3 separate regions of the Mus musculus genome follow, and regions 1 and 2 are each linked to region 3. A link is a loop called in an ENCODE intact Hi-C map of the cell type or tissue named here. Cell type or tissue: heart. All regions are shown on one strand.

The links. Peaks named below come from ENCODE experiments on the same cell type or tissue, not always from the same donor. Only the 100,000 strongest peaks of a DNase experiment are listed, where the experiment ranks them.
Region 1: it touches region 3 in a loop (1.9-fold over the local background); 2 of 42 quality-filtered maps call a loop at or near these places.
Region 2: a loop joins it to region 3, with 2.2 times the contacts of the local background. A loop is called at or near these places in 2 of 42 quality-filtered maps.

Annotation. Positions count from the first base shown.
Region 1 is chr17:49,756,072-49,764,071 of GRCm38, forward strand. Kif6 (kinesin family member 6) reads left to right here. Exons shown (of 23, transcript NM_177052.3): 13 at 2,351-2,566. Among named protein-coding and RNA genes, the nearest start is that of Gm16555, 62 kb to the right of the region's middle. In heart, a CTCF peak has its summit at 3,186 (motif pointing left); a DNase peak (open chromatin) is centred at 870.
Region 2 is chr17:49,731,618-49,739,617 of GRCm38, forward strand. The region is part of intron 10 of Kif6 (kinesin family member 6); the gene reads left to right. Among named protein-coding and RNA genes, the nearest start is that of Gm16555, 86 kb to the right of the region's middle. In heart, a CTCF peak has its summit at 4,970 (motif pointing right); DNase peaks (open chromatin) are centred at 1,344 and 6,914; H3K27ac peaks cover 527 bases.
Region 3 is chr17:49,557,402-49,565,401 of GRCm38, forward strand. Daam2 (dishevelled associated activator of morphogenesis 2) reads right to left here and starts at 6,909. Exons shown (of 25, transcript NM_001379372.1): 1 at 6,802-6,909. In heart, CTCF peaks have their summits at 4,815 (motif pointing right) and 7,015; a DNase peak (open chromatin) is centred at 6,940; H3K4me3 peaks cover 2,467 bases; H3K27ac peaks cover 2,767 bases.

The sequences.
Region 1 (8,000 bases), 200 kb after region 3:
CTGAAGAGTCCCAGTGGGACTGCTTGGACCTCAGGCCTTGGGGGCATTTCCTCAGCATTGCTCCTCGTTTTTACCTTTCAATCTTCTTGTAAGAGACTGGACACTTTCATGACACTTATAGCCTTTAAACCCTCACAGGGAATGAGTCTGCCAAAGTTTTATAAATGTATATTAGTCATTTAAAAAAAACTTTACAAAGACACTTTCAGTGAAGCTGATGTGCAGATTACACAGGAGTTGGGGAAGTGGCTCAGCAGTTAAAAGTGCATACTGATCTTGCAGGAGCTGGAGACACGGACCTGGGTTCCGTCTCCAACATGGGGCTGGGGACACATGAGCAAATATATCATGCTATATGTTCATGTTTGTACATCTGCTAAGAATGTGTACAGAGGCTAGAAAAGGGTCCCTGCTCTTCCAGGGAGCTATGTTTATCTCTCAGCAGTCATGCCCCAGCACCCACATCGGGTGATGGACAATCTCCTGTCTCCAACTCTAGGGGATCGGATTCCTTCTCCTGACTTTTGCAGAACCAGCACAGACACAGGCACACACAGACACACAGACACTCACACAAAAACAGAGAGAGAGAGACAGAGACAGAGACAGAGACAGAGACAGAGACAGAGACAGAGAGAGGTGGGTGGGAGAAGCTTACAAGGTTAAAAACCAACCCAAGCAGAGTTGATGAACTACCTCATTAGCTTCAGCCTCTAATTTTAGTTGAGTCTTAGCAGACCCCATGTCAAAATCAAGTCAGTTTTAGCCACTTTATTATCCAGCCAGTAACGGTAAGTCCAACTGCAAATTACACCCCCACGCACGCCCTTGTCTCCAAGTGCCGCCCACAGTGTTGTCACCCCTGCGTTCCTTCCCTTTTTCCTACCCCATCCATCTCCAGGGATGGCCTCAACCCTGGCCCTCGCCCCAGTCTGTGTTCTGCTTCTTTTCTTGGCTTTGATCCTAGACTGGGATCTTCCCGCTAAACACTCCTACCAACCTCTCAATACTTGCCACGGCTTATGAGCGTCTATGCATTGAGGGGAAATGAAATGAGATGTGACAGAGAGGAACCAGTCCAGGCTGGCTTGCGTGTGCTTATCGAAAAGTGAGTCATGGTGTGTGTGTGTGTGCGTGCGTGTGCGCGCGCGCGCACTGTCTTCACTGTTCTGAATCGTATACGACTGTTCACATGGGTGACATTAGATGCTTCACACTGTGAATAAGTCACTCAAGGTTCCTTCACGCTGAGGTTTGAATTCAGAATGGTGATGTGAATTGGGGCAGAGAGGCGAGCGAGAGAGAGCTCGGTGTGTAAACCACTTGCTGCCAAGCCTGGCAACACGAGTTTAACACCTAGAACTCACATACTGGGAAGAGAGGACAAACAGAGATATTCTGAGATACTGTGACTAGCTCTTGACAATGTACTTTAATGAGGCAAGAAGGAATGGGGGCCACCCTGGGTATGTTAAGGGAAAAACGGATTGGCTACCCAGAAATCAACAAGTTGAAGTTAAACTGAGGAGAACTATGGAGGTTGGATTGTTTCTGTGTTACTTGCTCAAAAACATGTGTAACCTAAACCCCTCCCTCTGTTCTGAGTAGTAGCCATCTCTCTCATACTGCCCCTGTGTTTTCTAACTCTCCTGAGTACATGAGTGTCCATGTGCACACATGCTCTTCTGATATTGAGTATCTTCCTCAATCGCTCTCTGTCTTATACTTTAAGAGAGTCTCTCACTAGAGTCTGGAGATTGCGGATTTGATCAATCACACTGGCCAGAAGGCTCCGGGTGTTGTCCTTGTGCCACCTCCCAGAACTGTTGGCAAGCAGCTTCACCCTCTCTGCCCAGCCTTTTGCATGGATGCTGAAAAGAAGACAGCATCTTACATAGACCCGTCATTAAGTTGACAAGGATGGTCTTGAATTTCTGGTCCTCCTCCTACCTAGAGAGTGTTGGGATTATAGGCATGAACTACACTGTCCGGCTCCGAGTGGTCCTGGGATGAACTCCGGGCATCGTGTGTGCTGGGTGAGCACTCTGCCAACACAGATGCATGGCCAGGCTCACATTTTTCCTTTTCCATACCAATGTTAGTCAGCATTTTAAAGGTCTCTCAGTTTGATAGCTTCCATAGCACTGTGTCACAGTGAATGGCTGATTCCCTCCTAAGCTGCAGACACCTGCACATGCAAATTCACGGAGTCACTGTGTTCCTGTGGCCAGGCTGCACCAAAGGGCACTAATCACAATTATTTGGTTGGAGGACAGTATTGGCTTTAGGAATTTTTGTCTAATCATGATCATCTCTCAGGAGCCACTAAATCCTTAAATCAGATATTTAGATATCCTGGTCAATATGTTAAAAAAGGAAAAGAAGAAAACTCAGGATGCCCTCCAGAATTCAAGCCTAGAGAAAAGCGATACCAGGCCACCTCAGAACTCGCCCTTCATCGCTGGGAGCCCAGCGGTCCCAAGGACCCCATTCTCCTCAGCCCCGAGCCACACCCAGGACCTCAGCATCTGCAGGCACAGATCCAGCTTGCTCCACAAAAAAACAGGTGGGACGACAACATTTCCAGTACTGCTCATTATCCGTGATGGGTTTCCACATCACACCTGTCGTCTGAACTGTGCAGAGATGAAGGTTCTGATGATGTGTTGGTTAGAATGGTTTTTTCAAGTGAAGTATTTGTTTTCCGACTTCAGAAGTGAGTTAGGAAGAATGGAGTCTATCGTGGCAGGTACTGGATGTGGCGTGAGATGGGTCTGGGCACAAGTAGAGACGTTAGCTTCAGAGGAGGGGAAGGAACCCCTTTCCGTGACAGGAAAGCAAGAGCGAGGTCCATGTTGTGGCACCAATGTGGAGATGTTGTCAACTGTCCGCAGCCAAATAACTTTAACACATCAATATAGCTTTTATCAAAGGCTGGTTTTCTTTTAAAAAAAAAAAAAAAGCAAATTTATGAGGTTATAGGATTTCCCAGGGTTGGACTCATCTCTGCATTTTCCTTTCTAACTGTCAATAGAGATGTTGGTAAGGCTTCTAAGGAGCTCATTAGAAGCCCAGTCTCCTTTGCGTGCATTAACCGTTTGTAGACCAGCATGTTGTCGAGTCACATGACTGACCCTGGCCTGGACCCTGAGGACTATGAAGGATGGTACAGAGGAATGGAGAGCGCCCCCTGTTGGCCATGTAAGATAGCATTTCCTGTGCACAAATTTGCTTAGAAACTTTCTAAGGCATTTAGCCTGGGAGAAGTTTACAAGTCTGGTGTCAGGCCTGTTCATTTTATTTGTCAACTTGTCACAACCCAGAATGACCTGGGAAGAAGTCTTCCATTGAAGAACTGTCTAGACTGGGTTAGCCTGTACTCTAGGCTTATATTCCTACAGGCTCTATAGGAATGTCTGTAAGGGCTTGTCTTGATTTCTTTGACATGGTTTCTAGAACATGCTCCCTCAGGAATACAGAGATGTGTTGTGAGAATGAACATGGCCTTGAGCATGTAGAGCATCACTCGTGGTCAGCACCCTGGGCTGTGTAAGAGTGAAGGACCCTAGCAGAGTAAGCAAGCGAGGGTACCAGCATGTCTTCTCTTTCCTCCTGACTGTGGGTGTGGTGCTTAAAGTTCACGCCTTAACTTCCCCCGCAGCAGCAGTCTAGAATTGTGAACCAAGTAAACACTGCCCTCCCCCTGGTGCTTTTGGTCAGGATATTCTGTCACAACGGAAATGAAAGCAGCATAGGCCTTCTCTAAGCAGCAGACTCCGGCTATGAAAGACATCATGAAGTAACACGGAGACAGATTATGTGAAATCTCACCCCTGCATCTTTAAATTCCACATCATCTCGTCTCAGTTCTTCCACAGCCCAGCAGCATGGGTTCCGTGTTCTAGGGAAACGGCAGTGAGTTTGTGCAAGTGAGGACGACTGATCCCTCTCTGGCACTGATTGCACACAGCCTTGCTACATTCTGTGACATTCTCTCTACTGGTTGGAATCAAACGGGCAGGATGTGGACTGCTGAGTCCTTCGGTTGACCCATCCATTCTGAATGTATTTGGGGTGCATATACTCTAAGAAGTCACTACATTCAATATCTTTATTATGTGTATATGTGTTTGTAGGTGTGGACATATGTCATAGCCTGCATGTGGGGGTCAGAGAACAACTTTTGAGAGTCCGGAGTCTCCCTTGGCACCATGCAGCTGCTGGGATTAAACTAGGCTGTCTTGAGGGCACTTTCAAGTTCTAGACTAAATTCTTGCCTTGAATGAACTCATTTAATCCTTATCCTGTGGGGTAAGTTTTCATTTTGCCCCAAGTTAAAGATGAGGACATGCATAAACAAACACAGTCTTTGTCCTAGACCCCATCTCTCCAAATGTCACTCGCCGTAGGGAATTCTCTGGCTTACCTTGCCTGGCCGGATCATGAAACCTTCCCTGAAAAAGAGATTCTGTCCTCTACCCAGTGGGAAGAGAGGCCACAGAAAGGCAGAGATGAGCATTGTTGTGCGCTGCCCAACCATCTTACCCAGCCCATTGTATCAGATCGTTTCTTTGGGCCAGTCATATTTCTATAAAGCTATCCTCAGACCTATACATTAAAGGATTTTCTCTAGGTCTTTGGGCCTAGGCCTTCCTCCTGAAGACTCCTTGACCAGGCACAAGTTGACTTTAAAAAAAATCGGTTGCACTTCTCCTATTCCAGTCTATGTTTTGTTATAGGAGAGACATTGGTGGCCCATATGACAGATGAGGAAAGGTGTCTTCCCCTCCTACCCTACACCAGCCAAACTAAAGGTGATTTTCAGGACCTGTGGGGGAACACCAGGGCTCATAACGAATGCAAGCTCTAATTTCTGAACTGTTGCGTATATGAAAAAATGCACTCAGGATCACCAACCCAACCATAGCTCTGGGCTAGACTTTTCGAATGTCTACTTCTTCTTTCTGCACCATCTCCCTCTTCAGAATGATCTCCCCCCCCCCTCCCACACACACACACAGAGCATCTCGTGCTCCTCCCTCCTTCTATAATTACAGGAAACTTTTCCAAGGTCTCGCCCCTCCCTTGATCTTGCCACTGAGATGGACCGCAGTCTTGTTTGGAAAACAAATTAAGTTTACTTGAATTGAAAATGTCTGAAAAAAAAAAGAAAGAAAGAAAGAAAGAGAACAAGAGCAATTGTCTTCAAACTCCGAGAACAAATGAGGCCAAAGCCATGGAGAGGGGCCGCCCGTCTGAAAGTGCTTTGGAGTCCTCCTAACTGCCATTGGCTGGAGTTCCAGGAGAATTGTAAATGGGAGTCAGCCGACAAATGGCCTGATAATGATCTAACCATTTGGGGAAGGGTTTGAAGGGGAATGGACTTTATTGTCTGGCAAAGACTACAAATAGGAATGAAAATTGGGGAGGAATTAGAGTCGCGGAGCAAGCGCCATGCGCCATGGAATGGGATCCTTGATTATGTTTAAGATCCTGGGAGCCGATTAGATGTTCAGGGCTGCAGAGGCTTATGTGTGGAAAGCTTACGTGAGCATATTCGAATACATTAGTAAGTTTGCTGTTTTGGAAGTTTTTCTGCCTTAGGAAGGTGTTTTTGTTTCTTTTAACCGTGCCAGGGCTCGTTCTAATGCAGATTAGCTCACACTGCCCGGGCTCCGAAAGTGTGGTCAAAGCGTGCCCCTTTCCTCCACTCTCTTCCGCTCACCTCTAATGGATGCCGAGCCTGAGCACCTTTGGATTAGAAAGTGGGGCTGGATTTACGGTTCACCGGAGAATCCTGAAGTCATTGTCCAAGCAGCTGGCCAGGTGGAAGAGAGTCAAGGTTTTGGGGCTTTGAGTGGCTGATGTGGAGACTGAATGTCTATTGTGGTTTCCTCAGAGAGACCAGAGGGATTGTTCAGACTCGGTTGGAGAGTCATTCTGTTCTTTCACGGGGCTAGGGATGTGGCTCTGTTGGTAGAGTGCTTTGCCTAGCAAACACAAGCCTGATTTCCATCCGCAGCACCTCATTAAACCAGCTGTTTAGTGTGGGGTGGGGTGGGATGGGGTGGGGTGGGGGCTAGGGTAAAATGATGTCTCCGTACTTAAGAACTTATATTGCTCCTCCAGAGGACCCAGGTTCGATTCCTCACACCCACGTGGCAGTTCACAGCTCTGTAACTCTAACAGAAAGCCAGACACAGCAGCATGTGCCTCTTATCCCAGCACTGGTTGGGCAGAAGCAGGTAGATCCCAGGAGCTCACTGGCCAGCCACCCTAGCTGAATGAGTGATCTCTAGGTTCAGCAAAAAATAAAATAAAATAAAATTCCTGTCTCTGATAATAATATTGATGATAACAGATGATGATGGTGATGGTGATGATGACGACGACCATGTTGTGGAGGGGCTGGTGATATGACCCATAATTAAGAGCATGTGAGCATGCCATATTCTTCCAGAGATCCTGGCATTTTTTCACAGCACTCATGTTCAGCAGCTCATAACCCCGGCTTCATCTCTTCTGGCCTGTGGGAGAACCAACGCATGTCCGCATAAACTAAGTTGTTCTCTTGAGAACAAAACCTACTGTTTATTAGTCTAGCTATACCCGGTCCTCCACTAAGTTACAACAAAAAGCTCCAGGAGACACCAATGGGGACAAAAATCCACCTTTATGCTTCCCAGAGAAAAGGTATCCTTGCAGAGCCCAGGACTTCCAGTCACAGATGACCCTGTCAGTTCCTGGGGGAAATGCATCTTTCAAACCCTTATTTGAAAGGCACATAGATGAGGCAAGGAAACAAGAAGCCAGGAGGGAGAAAAGGCCACACACAGATGCGCAAGCGCACAGATGGCAGATATCTGCTCTCAAGTCCAAGCACTCCCAGACTTTCGTCTTGTAGTCTTTGTGAGCACAGTGAGGTCTTAGGAGGTCTTACCTCAGACTTCTGAAATGAGCAATGGTTTCTGTTTGGTTTGGTTTGGAAGCACAGTGACCTTTGTTGAGAAGGAATTTCTGATGTTTAGCTAACTGCGGTGGACAGCATGAGCTCTTAGATGTTCTGTCCCAGCCTGCTTCTGTCACCTTGTCACAAGCTAGGGTCATCTGGAAAGAAGAGCCTCAGCTGAGAAAACGCCACCAATCCAAGTGGCCTGTAGGCAAGTCTGTGGCGCATTTTCTTGATCTATGATGAATGTTGGAGGGCCCAGCCCCACCATTGTGGGTTCTATAAGAAAGTCAGCCAAGCAAGCCACAGGGAACAAGCCAATAAACAGCATTCCTCCATGGCCTCTGCTTCAGTTCCTGCCTCCAGGTTCCTGTTCTGTCTGAGTTCCTGTTGTGACATCTCTCAGTGATGGACTGTGCTTAGCACATAGAAGTCAAGTAAAATATTTTCTCCTCAAGTTGTTTTTGGTCACAGTCTTTATCACAGCAATATAAAAACAAACTAAGGCAAGCACTATCTGTTTGTCTCTATCTATGTCTATCGCTTTATATCTGTGTCTACCTACTTCTGTTCTACATTTATCTACCTGGCATCTATCTATCTATCTCTGTACCAATTGATCTCTTTTGGAATCACCATCTGTGAGTACCTGTGGTGATTTGAGTCTAGTTGGAGCAATACATCAGTGGATAGAGCTGTCATTCCACGGAGTGAAATTTCAAGGGAAGCGGCTGGCATGGTTCCTCCAAAAAGTAGTCCAGTGCTAGGGAGATGGATTTTTTGATAAAGTGCTTGTCTTGTGAGCACAAGGATGTAAAGAGAACATCTTATGTATTGCATGGATATATCACCTGTCAATTAAAAAGCTTATGTCCTATGGCTTTGGCAGGAAATAGAAGGTGGGACATCTGGGGTGGGGGGAAGAATTCTGGTTTAGAGCCAAGCACAGGAAGATCTACCCAGGAAGATGTGAGGAGCAGGGACACAGGACGCATGGTACCTAAGCATAGACAGGTCACCAGCCACATGACAAAATGACAAAATGTAGGTT
Region 2 (8,000 bases), 170 kb after region 3:
CATTAAAACTGACAATGATAAATTTAACCACATATGCCTAACATCTGTATGATTAAAGCTATAAAACACTAGAGGGGTGCTTTCTAAGAGACAGAGAGCTATACCATCTTCATAGATGGGCTGGGCCCATGCTTAGATGTCAGCTCTGCCTAAATTGACCTATAAATGTAGTTTGAACCCCATAAGATCTCAATGAGGGAAAAGCTAACAATCAGAATGTGAAATTCACACCGTTGCTAACATCCACACAGTACTGGCATGCCCGGAAACAGCTTTGCAGAAGGACCTGGGTCACAGGGCAGATGTCTGAGTGGGTGAAGGCTCTTGCCACCAAGCCTGATAACCTGAGTTTAATCTCCAGGACCCACCAGGGAGAAGAAGAGAATTGACCACCACTGGCATATGAACACACACACACACACACACACACACACACACACACACACACACACACACATGCATGTGCACATGTGCAAACACATACAAAAACACACAAATAAAACAAAAATGTTCTTTACAAAGAATGTCTCAGACTGTTCCTCACATCCAAGTGTTTCCTTTAACTAGATCGTAGGCATAGATGTACAAATTCAAATATAAAACTCCTGAAAAGGAAAGATAAGAAAAGTCTTTGTGATCATCCATTAGGCCAACATTTCTTAGAACATTCAAAAACAAAACAAAAAAAAGTATCAAAGGGGAAAGAAACAATAAACTAGCTTTCATCAAAATTTAAAACATCTGTTCTTTGAAAGATGCTAAGAAAATGTTTTAAATGATATACTTTATTATCCAAACATATTTTCTGTAAAGGATTTTTTTCCCAAAATACTTGGAAAATCAGCACAGCTAACTAAGAATAAAACAGTCAATGAATATGTGGACGAAATCCACTATGGAAAGACAGTTTGCCATTTTCTCAAAGCATTAAACAGCCTGGGCCTCCAAGATGGCTGGGTAAAAGCATACATCACCAGGCCTGACATTTTCTTGCACATCACACCCATATACACACTAAGTAAGTTAGCCTAGCACTATAAATCTGATTATAGCCACTTTGTAAGGTCACCTTCCATAAGATGAGCAAGCATAGGTCACACAAAGGCCTTTACATGAGAAATCTCACTAACATCTTTAGGCGCTACTCTCCGGAACTGGAAATGTCTCTCGTCTGCTGAGTTGCTAAACAGATGCTAGGATAGACACATAATAGAATTCTACTCAGCAGTTGACATAGATGGAGCTACTGAAACTGGCAGCAGCTTGAGGGAATGTCAAAAGCATGGTGTTAGCCAAGAGCAGCCAGACACAAGCTACACACTGGGATTCCATTCACATGAGAGTCTGAAAAAGGAACTGGTGTAGGAATAGAAACGGGATCATCGCCTGCCGAAAATACTGGTGAGCAGTAGAGCTGACCCAGTGGGCAAGCGGGACCTAACTACCTGCTTAAAGAGATGAAGAATGCCGGCAAACTCTAGGGTTGACCCTGAGGCTTCAAACCATGTACAGACAAAAGCAGGGGTTCCCCTTTCACCCCCAGACTTTGCTTTCAGCCTTTCTGGAAAATCACTACCTTTTAGGAATTTTTTAAGTGTGTGGATGTAGATGCATGTGCCCATGTATGTGTGTGTGTGTGTGTGTGTGTGTGTGTGTGTGTGTGTGTGTGTGTGTGTGTGCAACCATCAGATCAACCACAGGTGTCTTTTTCTCAGGTCCGTCTTGTTTCCTGATGGGTCATTCATTAGCCTGGGGCTCACCCACGAGGCTCAGCTGCCTAGTGGATCCTGGGAATCAGCCTGTGGCTGCTGGGTTATAAGCACACCTGCTCCATCTTCTCTCTCTCTCTCTCTCTCTCTCTCTCTCTCTCTCTCTCTCTCTCTCTCTCTCTCTCTCTCTCTCTCCTGATCCTGGAGACTGAACTGTTCTTCCTACTAGTGTGGTATGCATTTTACCAGCTCAACTATCTTTCTCCCTAGCTCCTAAAAGTGTTTCTTCACAATACTAAAGAAGAATAAGATTGGTTGAAGGGCACAGTATGTTATAAGAACACACAGAGAGTGTTTGTTTCAGAAGGACTCATTTGTCCTAATAAAACTTCATTGATGCCCAAGTTTCTACTTCGGTCCAAATAAATGTACCTAAGGTAGACTCTGAGATCTTATTTTTTTTATTTTGAATTTTATTATAAAATATGTTACAAATGACAAAAGCAAACGCTAAAACTAACCAGACTCAAAGACGGCGCAGTTCAATGAGCTCCACAGCCCAAGAAGCCACTAAAACCTGTGTAGCTTCACGTTGGATTTTACACTTTCACTGTTGAATATATTTTTATGCATTTAAATCTACCACTGAAAATGAACACGGGTTATGAGAAATATAAAGCTAATTGATTCTCTAGTTTTGACTCTCTCGTGCACTTTATTCTATCAAGTAAGTCTCTCAAGTAAAGAAAATAAACGTAGGTCTGGAGAGATGGCTCAGTAGTGTCACTGATCTGAGCTGGCCTCAGTGGGCGTGTTGTCAGAATGGACTGTCGGGCCTGGTCAGGCCCTCAGGGCCATCACTGCTTTTCTCTGAATCTTTGCTCAGAGATTTCCCTAGAAGTCCCTATCAGACGTGGCCTCTGCAGGCAGAAGGCCCATCCTGGCATTTCGACTGCTGAGTCTGAGGAATTCCATCCCAGAACACCCTGTCCATCCAGCAGTTCTCTTCTGAACTTTTGCCTCAAGTCACCGAGTTCAGGCAGAGTCAATAAATTGAAATGGCTAACCTTTAAGAGATTAGTTCTAATTTTGGCTCTCCTTCCAACCTAGGGAGACTAGTCTTACTGTCCCTCCTCTGTTGGTTTCTATCTTCTAACCAGACTGTGGGGGCTATGTTGTCACTGGACTGCATGCTGTGTGGGGGCAGCAATAGTTCCCACATCACAGTACTGACAGGAGGGTCATGGGCTCTGTTACACACTAAACAGAGTGTCTGGTCCAGGGGAATACCATGAGTCTTTGCTGATATCAATTCCCTATAATTCTGGTATAGATTTTTTTTTTCCTCTGAAGAAAGGACTTTGTTTACTGATGTTTGTCAAGCCTCAACCAAAGCATATGCCTTTCACTCCGTCTTAGTTACGTTTCTTTTGCTGTGATAGATAATCATGACCCAAAGCAACTTGGGTTTATTTTGCCTAGCAATTCCACAGCACAGCCTATCATTGAAAGAAGTCAGGACAGGAATCTGAGGCAGGAACCTGGAGGAAGGAACTGAAGCAGAGACCATGGAGGAGTGTTGCCAACTGGCTTGCTCCTCTAGGCTTGCTCACTCGGCTTTCTTATACGACCTTGGACCATGAGCCAAGGAGTGGCTTCTCCCACAGGGAGCTGGGGCCTCCAACATCATTTATTAATCAAGAAAGTGCACCATAAGCCAATCTGCTGGCCATCTTCTTAACTGAGGCTCCCTCTTCCCAGATGGCACTAGCAGACAGGCCTTCATTATCCCCATCTCTATTATATTATAGTTTTTCACATATTTGGGGATGTGTACACATGCATACACACTTGTTGAGGGCATGGGGGAGTTTGTAGGAGTTGGTTCTTTCCTTCCACATCTTGGGTCCTGGAGACTGAACTCAGGTCATCAGGTTTGGTGGCAAGGGCTCTTACATACTGGTCTTGCCACCAACATACCCCCATTATTATATATTACTATGATTCTCTTTAGCTATACCCATGACCAAGCATGTATCCAAAAAATAAAATACTGGATTTAAAAAAAGTACTGGGGATATGGTAGTGTTCCCCTTATTTCTTTTACCTGACAATATTTCCTAAAGTTTCTACCGAAAATGAAAGATTATCTTTAAACAAATTAATGTGACTTGTTGACTTCACACCTCCAAGTATCACAATAAAATCACTTTGCTCAATTAATGAGCAGAAGGAAAAATGCCTTTTTTCCCATTAAATGTAGTCTAGATTTTCATAGCAGCATTAAAACCAAATATTGTCTCTTGGCATATAGAAAAATATTCCAAAACACACAGTTATCTCTGAGAGTGAAATTGCATCTGGTTCTGCAATTTTAACATTAAACCATGCTCATAGTCAATATTTGTGTTTTTGTATCAGGCTGTAATAGCACAGGCTCCATGATTTCAGGCTGCTGCCTTTCCTTCAAAATTGACACAAGGCAGCATATCCAGGGGCTGGGAGATGTCTCACTGAGCATGGGCGGTTCCTGGGCAAGCACGGGGGCTGAGTGCAAATTTCTAGCACTCACATAAAAAGCCACGTGTGGCTATGTGTGCCTGTAACTCCAGCACTAAATGGGGCATAAAGACAGGGGGATGGCTGGCCACCAGCCTAGCTCCAGTGGTACTGAGAGCCCCTGCTCTGAAGCCAGGAAAGCAAAGGATAACCGAGCAGGACACCTGTTGTTCTCTGATCTTAGTATGCACTCATGGGTGTGTATACCTGCACATATATGCACATACAACACACACACACATGCATATTGTATATTTGAAAGACTAAACAAACCAAAATCTATAAATAGCCAGAATGAGATATTAGTAAAATGCTCCTAAATCCACACTGACTGCACTGTGTCTCACTGTCCACGTTAACCATAACAGGGTCCTATGTATTCCCAGAGGAAGAAAATTCTGCTAAAACCTGGAAGGTACTTGGGAAATCAAAACTGAGGTAGTGGCATGTCATGAAGGCAACAGATGCATAAAATTTACATCATTGTATAAACTGAAATGAAAATTTGTTTAAAGTTTTGCAACTATGTATGTGTAAATGCCATAATGTGTAGATTAATGTGTCAATTTTTTAATAAAAAAGATTAATTTGTGTGTGTGTGTGTGTGTGTGTGTGTGTGTGTGTTTGTGTGTGTGTGTGAGAATGCAGTTGCCTGTGGTGGCCAGAAGAGGGCGCCAGATTCCCCTCTCTTGACCTGGAATTACAAGCAGGTTAAGAGTCACCAGAAGTGGATGCTGGGAACCAAACTTGAGTCTTCTGTAAAAGGAGCACAATCTAACGGATGAGCCATCTCTCCAGCCATAGTATGCGCTGCTTTGTGGAAAACTTAAAAACTGATAAGAAAGCCTTCTTGTGTCTGTGCCTGCATGCAAGCCAGTGCGAAGCAAGCAGGAATTTGGAAAGGAGATGTTTCTTACTGGAAGGAAGATGGTGACTTTGCAAGTGGCTCAAGTGTACCATCCAACATGGAGAGGTGGAACGCACATGTCTGTCACCTCAGCCCTCTCCTGTGGGATCCCTGCCCCCTCGGAACCAGGATGTGAACACTCTATTTTACCAGCACAGTGCACTTTCCAGGTGCCTCCCCGAGCTGCTCTTACTTCGAATTCTCTGTTCTTTCCTTTCAAACGCTGGACACGTCAACAAAAATCTTCTGCTTGTCATTTTCTGAATTTCACATTTCAACATCTGCATAATAGCTGCACTAAAAATCCTCAGACATGTTATAAAATTGTTAGGGGACATCGTGAAATCTTATAAAAGGGCGAGATGCATTGAGTTGAGGTTTGTTGTTGATACAGCAAAGGATCCTAGTTGTTCACTCAGGGTTTGCTAGGTGGGGGATGCTAACTCTGCGTGCATCACGAATCGAACCTTTCAGTCTATCTTCTAATTTATCTCATTTTGCTTACAAATCCACAGGCTAACCAGAGTTCAGAGGGAACAGTTTGTTTTATCCCCACTCCCTGAGGCTTTTGAGAGGAGGTGTTGAACTGTGTTCTGTCTGAGGCTATAGACTTGGTACCCATGAATGCTCCCCCTGCACCATGTCACCAGCTCCATCAGGATAAATCCTTTTTAATTTTACAACTAATAAGCAAATGTATTTGGGTGGGCTATTCGTCTTAAGCACATCGTAACAGAGAATTGTCTCCAAATGACATGTAAGCATGTAAGGGAAGGCAAGTTGGCTCAGTAACCCATGTTTGCTGCCAGGACTGATGAGCTGAGTTTGAGTTTGATCTACAGGGTGGAAGGGAAGAACTATTGTCTCTGGGCTAGTTGTCCTCTCACCTCCAGAAGCAGCATGTTATAGCACGCACATGCACACACAAGGTATACACACTCATGCACACACATACACACACACAATGAATAAATAGATGTAAAAATTAATTAATTAGTGCATCAAGATTATGTGTAAGTCTGAGTTCATAGAATATATCTAACCCAAGGAATATATACCGAAATATGTCCAGTGCCCCAAGGAAGCGCCTCTAATTTGTCCTGCCCACCAACTCAAGTCTAAGCTGCTATAGCACTTTTCTTGGGCTTGCGTACACTCTTGGTCACAGCTACAATTATTTCCCCTCCCACTTCTACATTTTCTAAGAAAAAAGAAGAGAAGCCAAAACCCAAGTCCTCAGCCTGCCCTGTCTGGCCAAGTAGACGTCCTGTCCTGGTTATCTCAATGTAGCTAAGGTGCTGACCTCAGCCGCCATGACCGGAGCCTGGGTATGTCCTCCTCTGTTCCCGGGGACTCTTCATACTCTTCCTCTCCTTCACTTCAGATTTCCCAGCTGTCCCCTCTGTGTTTGTCACTAACCCAACATTCTTTTGCCACCTCCTTAAAAACCTGTCCTCATTCAAGTCCCTGCTGCCCCATGTCAAATTCCTACACATTTCTGCAGAAATCAGTTCCCCTTCTCCTACACTGACTCCTCCTCTGACTGTCATGAGTGTAAACTGCTCTTCCCATTGATGTCCTTTTGTAGATTAGTTGTTTGGCACGAGCTCGGCAGCAGGCAGCAGGCAGCACTGTGTGCCTTTCCAGCTAGTTAGAAACTCCTTGCTGACATTCACAGCCGTGCGCCTCCTCCTCTCTCTGGATAACCTCGTCGCTTGGCTTCTGGTCTAAGAGACGTGACTCTGTCCTTTTAGAGAAAGTTGGGCCTTCGGATTGGCTCATCAGATAAAGGTGCTTGCTGCCAAGCCGCTGTTGGCCTGAGCCTTATCCCTGGAACCCAAGCAGTAAAGGGAGAGAGCCAACTCCTCCAGTTGTCATTTGACCTCCAAACACACTCCCTGGCATGTGTGCGCCTACACCATAAACACCCACCCCTACACGCCTGATAGAAATGTTTGCAAAGCAAAGGAGCAGGAAGTCACTGCATACCAGGGAGCCTCCATCCTCCAAGTTCTGGGATCATGACCCACCTTGCCTCCTGCACAATCAACTTCTAAGGAACGTAAGTGATTGAATGCTAGAATGTTCTAGAGTTGCCAAGATGTTCCTGTGTTGATCAATATCAGACACTGAGGTTTCTCTAGATTTTTTTTCCCTTTCATGAACTGGCTCCCTACTAGGTCATTTACAAGCTATTTCTTTCTGAGATGCCAGCTGAAGGCCAGGAAAGGACTCAGGTTGTTTCCCAAGCAGGGAAGGGCAATACCTTCTGTATATGAAGGTCTGACTTCTGACACTGTAGTTGGGAACTGCTGACTCTTCAAGCAGTGAAGGCTTCTGAAGCAAGAGAGAGAACTGGGCGACAAAGTAAATGTCCACACACTGCCTCTGGCCCAGCATTGGGTCCTTAGAATTATATTAATCAATGATCAGGCATATAATTAATATCAGGCAGTGTGAGGCCATGGGTGTGGGGGAAAGAGGGGAGAGAACCCGCGTCCTGCCAGAATTCTGATGCTCTGGGCGGGCAGATGCGGGAGGACTGCCCCATGCTTTCCACGCGGCCCCTGGTGGGTGTCTGGCTATGGAAAGCCATGGATCCCCAGCTTGGCAGGGGGTGGACAAGCGGCAGCCCTAGGTACCAGGTTCTCAGCCTCCAGCATCCCACGCTGGATACCACGGAAGAGCTGAGAACAAATGAGGGCCCCGGGCAGCTCAGTCAGCTCTGGGGCCCAAGGGAGGAGAGGGCAGGAGGAGAGAGCGCTTGATGGTTCCCACGCAGGCAAGAGTCCTTGGTCCAGTCCGTGGCTGGAGCATAAGAAGAC
Region 3 (8,000 bases):
AATCTTTCCAGGATGAGCAGGTCAGGAAGACAAAAGTTGGAAAAGGTCTCTTGGGTTCTCGGGTACGCAGAACTGCAAACAAGGGCATAGAGGCAGAGAAAGCCTCTGCCTACATTCAGGGCTATAAAACCTACATTGACACTTAAGGACTGATAGGCTTTCCGACTGGACATGCCTATTGGTCTTATAGACCTGCCGTACTTACACCATCTAGGCCTGACCTCCATCTGCTCTCTTGCCAGGCTACCCATATCTCGGGAACCTCGGGCAGCCTCCACTGTGCCAGACAGCTTCCTGGGACTTCTTTTCTGGCACCTCCTTTGTTCTATCTGATGAAGATGGCATCAGACTTTGACTCTAACCTCCTTAACATTCTCTCTACTTGGCTGATTGCTAGTGACGACAGCAATCAAAGCTCCAAGCTAAGTGCTGACAACATTTATTAACCTTCGAGGGAGGTACTGATGTACACAAACATCCATTTCTCTTATGGGAGACAAACAATCCAATAGGCAGGCAAGGTAATCTTACAAGATGCAAGTGGGGGAGTTGGAAATTATGCCTGAGTTTTATAGACTCTTAAAACCCCTATCCCTTTTCTCTTCTTGGTGTGTTATACACATGCATTTGTGTGTGTTTTCATGCATGCATGTGTATATGCATGTGTATATAGGTATGCAAGCACATGTGTTTGCAGGTGGAAGCTAGCTATCAACCTGGGGTACCATTCCTCAGGGACTGTCCACCTTGTTTTTGAGACAGGGTCTCTCGTTGGCCTAGTACACATGGCTTAGGCTAGAGTGCATGGCAAGCTAGTTCCCAGCCCAGGTTTGTGGGTGAGGTAGCTGCCAACCTTGTATTTATTCCAGTACAGAGTTACATAGAAGGGATCACCTTCTAGCTGTTGTGGGCAGCATAGATCTGTGACGCAATTCCTCGCCTTCGAGGATTGTTGATAAGCTTTGAATAAATGGTTTATTCACTTTGATTCATGGACCAATGACCAACACAAGGACTTTCGGAAATTACAACTGGAGACAAGAGAGACAGAGCATTTTGTTGGGCACCAAATGCTTTTCAAGAGCCTGTGGAGCTTTCCCTTCGTCTCCAGCAAAACCCTGAGATGCAAGCATGTTTATTTTTCTCATTAACAGTGTAAGAAGATGACGAAAGGCTGAACAGCTTGAGGTCTGGTGGTGACAGAACTCAAATTTCAAAACACTTGATTTCAAAGCTTACTCCACAGATCCTAAATAGTATTCAGATGCACCAGACCCCACTCACCTCCCTCCCTCCCTTCCTTCCTCTCTTCCTTCTTTCTTTCTTCCTTCCTTCCTTCCTTTCCCCCTCTTTCTTTCTTTCTTTCTTTCTTTCTTTCTTTCTTTCTTTCTTTCTTTCTTTCTTTCTTTCTTTCTCTCTCTCTCTCTCTCTCTCTCTCTCTCTCTCTCTCTCTTTCTTTCTTTCTTTCTTTCTTTCTTTCTTATGATTACCTATAGGTATCTTTATGCTGTATGAGGCTAAAAAAATTTATAACTACCTGATTTGTGTGTGTATGTGAACAAATGTGTAAGTGTATGTGTGTGTGTGTGTTTTCATGTGCTCATGCCTATATATATTCATGTGGAAGCCAGAGGTCAAGTTCTTGCATCCTGCCTCAGGTGCTTGCCTACCTTGTTGTAGCTATGTGCTTTTTTTTTAATTTATGTTTTTGAGACAGAGTCTCTCATTGACCTGGAGATCACTAACACTGCAGGGCTTGCTGGACAGCAAGTTTCAGGGATCCACCTGTCTCCACCTCCCAAGTTATCGAACTACAACAAAGATAGTTTGCATAGTTTGCAAAACCTGCACCATGTCTCAGGTTTTGTTTTTGTGTGTGTTTGGTTTCTTAATGCTGCAAATTATTTCTTGTCTTCCATACTCAGTCTTCCTGTCTCAACAATGGGCATGATGGTGAAAACTACCCCTCCCCTGACAGAACAACCTCTGGTCCAAAGCTATGACTATGATGGCAAAGACACTACTAAGACAATTCACTTCAAAATATCCATCCAATATCATCAGACAGAACAGAAGATGTGATGGGAAGAATCATAAGCAGATGGGCATAGGGGTGCTCTAATAGAACGTTGCTTGTAAAATAGGGTGCAGAAGTAGGATCTAGCTGTTTCAGTTGCCTGTTTCACTCGCTCATTCATTCGCTCATTCATCCATTTGGCCAGTGTTTACTGTCTTTTCAGAAAACCTAGGGAGTAACTCACAACACTTCTAAGTGACCAGTGTCTAAGAAGCCTGGGGAAGCGTGAGCAAAATGATACCCACGTTCAAAGCAAGGTGCCTCCTCCCTCTGTGGCATCTCAGCTGTGCAGTCTGAGGGCCTCATCAAGAAATGAAAACAAACAAACCCAAAAAATGTGAGGAGAGCTTTGGAAGCAACCGACGCAGCCAAAACGAAGGAATTCACTGACCCCCCAATCTGGCCCATCTCAAGAGAAGTTGGCCACTGACTGAGCCTCTTAAAAAGCTTAAAGATCATCCCAGGCCATGGTTAAAGAGAAAGCTCCAGCAAAACAAAAACAAATGTGATCTTCAAAGCCTTAAATGTCAACTTGAAGGATGACTTAGAAGCTCTGGGATGAACCAAGAGGCCCTGCAGCTGCCCCTTCAGCCTTCAGAGTTGTCACCCCATGGATGATGTGGCACCCCCTCCCGTACCCTCTAGAGCTTAAGCTCCCATCCTGTAGCTCTGCACACGGAGGGGGTGGGGGCTGCCTAACTAACCTTGGCCCCAAAGTTTGTCAAACAAGATTGGCTGACCTGCTCTACCTTGTTATCCTCCCCTTCCTTTCACACACACACACACACACACACACACACACACACACACACACACACACAGAGAGATGCATACACAGCACCCAGAAGACCCCAACAGAGTACACACACACACACAAAGATGCATACACAGCACTCAGAAGACCCCAACACAGTACACACACACAAAGATGCATACACAGCACTCAGAAGACCCCAACACAGTATACACACACAAAGATGCATACACAGCACTCAGAAGACCCCAACACAGTACACACCACACACACACATACATATAAACCACAACACACACACACAAGAACACCACAAACACAGAAGCATGCACGTATATACCTCATACTACATATACATACATACACACACATACACACACACACAGAGCACAGTACATGCAGCACAATGCAGCACACACATACATACATGGACACCATATACACAAAACCACATACAAAACCACACCACACACACACACACACACACCATAAACCAGACCACACACACATCATACACACACAAACCACACACACATACACACATACCACAGATACATACACATGCACCTCATCACATATACACACACAAACCACGAACCATCCCCCACACATACACACCATATACACACACACAAACCACACATACCACATACACAGCCCACCCATCTCATTTCTTCCTCTCTAAACAGCTCACTCAAAGAGAGATCTCCACATTGCCTCCGCCATCGGGATATCAGTCTTGGGCACACTCATGGGCCACTCTCCCTAGCTAGCTTTCCTACAGGAAGCAGAAATAACCTGAGGACCAGGCTCTCCAGCCTTTGGTCTGACACCATGGGAAATATAAGATCACCTTCCAGTGAGATGCCTCTTCCCAAATAATTCAAGCTCCTGAAGAGTGAAACACTGAATATTGAAAAAATACAATATCCCCTTTATTAAGAGCCCACAGTATCCCTGGTTCAGTTCTTAGTCTTGTATCATAAATGCTAATTCTGTCCTAATCATGGTACCTATATCTGTTCTCCAGATGAGGAAGTGAAAGTCTGGAAGACTGGATGCCCCAGGATACTCATTCGCACACAAGTCTCTGTCCATGCTGAAAGCAGGCTGCTTGAGAATTAGCACTCTTTCCACTGTGAAGGCTGCCTCTGGGACCAATAGCTGAGTGCTGGAACCCTCAACACTCCCTGGCTGTCTCCATCTAAATAGTCATGGATACCAAACCAATGGCACCCCATGTTCTTTCTGCCAGGTGTGTTTGCCCCTGGAGGTCTTCAGGGATGCCTCAGATGTGTCTCTGCTAAGCAATGAATGGAGTGGATTGCAGAGAGGGCAGAAGCCAGAGATGGCAGCCTAGTGTCGGTGGTATGGAAATTCATCTCGTATGGAAATTCATCTCCAGTCTGAGGTCGGTGAAGTGTCTGTCATCTAGAGGGCAAGATGGAGATTCCACAAATGGGTCTGGAAAAACCTTAGGGACTGAAGAACGCTAAGAGCTCCCCCTTACTGTGAGCTCTCTGAGGAGTCACACACTGGGGCATCACACACATTGGGATGAGAATTCTCTTGTGGATTCCCTCTGCTCTTGAATATTAATAGCACATTAATATTACCTTTTACTTTAAGTGTTTGGGTTGAAGGAGCTCAATACTTCTCTTGGCCACAGGAAGATCAAAAGCGAAGACCCCCCAACTTTGCTCCTTTCTGTTCCCTCCTACTTAATAATCAGATTTCTCTGAATCCAAGACTGACCAATGATGGGGACCGTTCCCTGTACTGAATCAAAAGAACCTGGAGGTCAGGGTATGGGAAACAGGACCATGGAGAGAAAGTGAGTCCCCAGTGAAGCCCTCTGCCTCCCACAGCTCTCCAGACACAAAGCACCCTGACTCTGCTTGCTGTGCTGTGAGCCCTGCTCTCCCAGCCTCCACCTTCCCCAGCTTAAGCCAGAGGGTTGTCTCTTCTTCTTCTGTCCTGATGGGGGCACAAGTATTCCCTGAGTCTTTCAGCATCTGGAGAAGTTTTGAAAACCGGACTAAGTCAGGTTAGAGCGGGCACAACTCCTCAGAGGAGACTGAGACAATAATAGCGCCCTTGTGTGGGTTTTTGTGTTGTTTTGTTGTTGTTGCTTTAAAAGAAAAAAAAAAAAGAAGGAGGTAGGATGAAGTTCACAATGTGGATGGAGAAATCGGAGAAATGCTTCCATGCCCAAGGCAAGAATTGACACCACAGTCATGTCTGCGTAAGCACGAGCCCCGTGCGCATCCACAGAGACCCAGCCACCACTGACACACTCTTCTTCCCTGTCTCACATCACCACCACGCACACACTTCATGGCATGGCTGCCTGCTCAGTCGTTTCCGGTACTTCCCAGGGGGTCAATTTGTATAATTTTTAAAATCCTCCCCAAATCTCAACTTCCTGTGGTTCTGTTTTTATTTCCAGATTTCCTTCCTTCCCGTGGTCTGTTCATTCTCTCTCTCTCTCTCTCTCTCTCTCTCTCTCTCTCTCTCTCTCTCTCTCTCTCTCTCCCCACACCCCCCACCATAGGGTGAGTCCAGGCTTCCTCCCTCCCATCTAAACACTGTTAGTTGGCTCTACTGCAAGATGTAAAACCAGAGACTTCAGAGACAGCATGGCTGCCAATCCAGGCTCTCTCTCCGTCACTTGTTTGTCATCCCTGCTACAGACACATGCACAGGACTGTACACTGTGTATTCTCTGGTTGGTGGACCCCTGTGGCCACCCCCCCAAAACAACCCTGCACAACTTCATTCTCTCCTGAGAAACAGATGCCACACAGAGAAGGACAACACAAAACTGGAAAAGCTCTTGAGAGTCAGAAAAGTGACTTCCGTGCCCCTGGGGACTTCCAGACAACCCCCCTGGGGTGGGGGGAGGACGCTGCCCTCCCCCCATCCCAGGAACTGGCCACACACTCCCCAGGGCTGCAGAGAAGCAGCCAAGGCAGAGAGAGAGAAGGGTTAAACCAAGCCCAGACTCCAGCAATCTGTGTTCAATTTTGATAAAAATCTCTCTTGCTCTCCCCTACCGCCCCCTCCCTCTGCCCACAGCTCAAACAAGTCTCTTTATGTTACCAGTATACATTTTGTTTTGGGTGTTGCAGCCCGTGTCCCTCCCAGAGAACCTGAAGTTAGCCCACTATGGGCACATGGGGCAGAAACATCCAACCCTGCTCCTGACACAGAGCTGGACACAGGACTATAGCAGCCAGCAGCACTATCATCTCCTCCTCCTCTCCTCCCTTCTCCTCCATCATATTCCTCCTGCCCTCCCTTCTCCTCCTCCTCCTTCTCTCCCACCCTGTTACCTGTGGCCACACTAAATCCTTTCTGCGTTGTTAGAATCCCAGTGCATCGAAGGTTAGACCCCAACATAGCAAGAGTTTGGACTGTCCCACAGGTGCCAAGGGCCACAGCCTGGGGATTCTCTCTCCCTGATCTCCCTGATGCTTCTCGGCATGCCCAAGGTCCCGCTATCTGAAGAACAAGAGCCACTCCACTAGGCTGCCCATCCTCCTTGTTAAGGCCCTGCCTACAAGTGGGAGCTGTCGGCTTGGAAAGACTTCAGTCCACCTAACAGAACGCACACACCGAAATGGGCAAAGTAGCCACCGAAGAAGTTGTCAGCATCTGGGAGCGGGGTGCTATCTATGTCGTTTCGCTCAAGCCATCAGGAGTCTAATTGCAAAGCCGCTAAAAAGTTTTCCAAAGTTTTCCGAAGCCGTGTACAGTGAGTGGCCCGATGCACACACTCCTCACTCCACCCCCTCTGCACGCACACACAGCCCACTCCAGGATCGGAGTCTCTGCAAACATTTTCCAGAACAAAACAGGCAGCTGCTGGAGGGGCTGCCTTTCCGACGCCAACGCAACAGGGAAAAGTAAAGCGGCAGAAAAGTGTCCTGATGTCTCCCCGCGCCTAAGTCTCCAGTGCTGCACCTACCCTGAGGCCCGCATGGCACGGTGAGGCTGCTGCTGTCCCGGCTTCCCGCAGGCACCGCGCTCCGCTTGCTCAGCTCAGTCCTTGGCTGCTCAGGACTCCGGAGAAAGCAGGCTGTTCCCTCCCGGCCGGCCTCGCGCCGCCGCCCGCCCCGCTCTGACGTCAGGCGTCTTGGAGCTAGGGATATTTATGGCTAGGAGAGACTCTGGCTTTTTCCCCTAGGTGCTGATCCGATGGCAGCAACTTGGGAGTTGATTTGCAGTTTTCACGCTGGGAACTGACTGGGACAGAGACAGCCACCGGTACACAGCAGGACCAGCAGGACTGGGGCCCGCTCTTTCTCACTTTGGCATCCAGCCCTTCTTGGGGGCTGCCTCTTTTTGGAAGCATATCAGGGTCAAAGAGGCTAAAAGTGGCCATCTAAGCAGAAGCCTCCCCTCCTCTGGCCAACTAGCAGAGGACCATGTGGGGAGCCAACTATCAGGCTGGAAAGCAGGGTGCCTTCGCTGGTCAGTGTATGCCTGGAAGGTGTTGGCAAGAGAGATAAGCCAGCAGCACAGAGCAACCACTAATTAGAAGGCTTGCACCACACCCTAACAACTTTTCCACTTCTTCTTTGGGAATTCATAGGGTTTTTTATAAAATTTATTTTTATTAAATTATGTTCCACACTCCTTGCCTCTTTGTATGCTTTTTCCAACTCAGAGCTGGCCAGTTCATCCGACCCTATTGCTTATACACGTAGTTCACGCCATATACAATAGCTTATTCATCCTCCAAAAGCTTGCATTTAGTGTTTTAAAATGTGGGGTTGTGGGTCTCGTTGGCCAAACCGGAAATGGTGTCAGTTAAGAGCAGCTGTCTCTATAACCCACAGTACCTTGCATGCCTATTTATTGTGTACCCTGCCCACACCCAGATGTCCCCCTTTCCAACTATTTATTGTCAATATTGGCAGCCACGTAGCAAGTCCTACATAAAAGCAATCTATTATTGTTATTATTGTTAAGAGAGGGGGAGTGGAAAATTATTTAGGTGTAGGAGACATATGGTTGACTTATTTACTGACCATCTGCAGTGAACCATCTCCTTTCTGAATTATCCCACAAGCAAACTTTATTGTGCCATCATAAAGAAACATGGGATGGGTTGAGCAAAACAGGAAAGGAAACCGAAGGAAAGGGAATGGTCTCATTAGCACC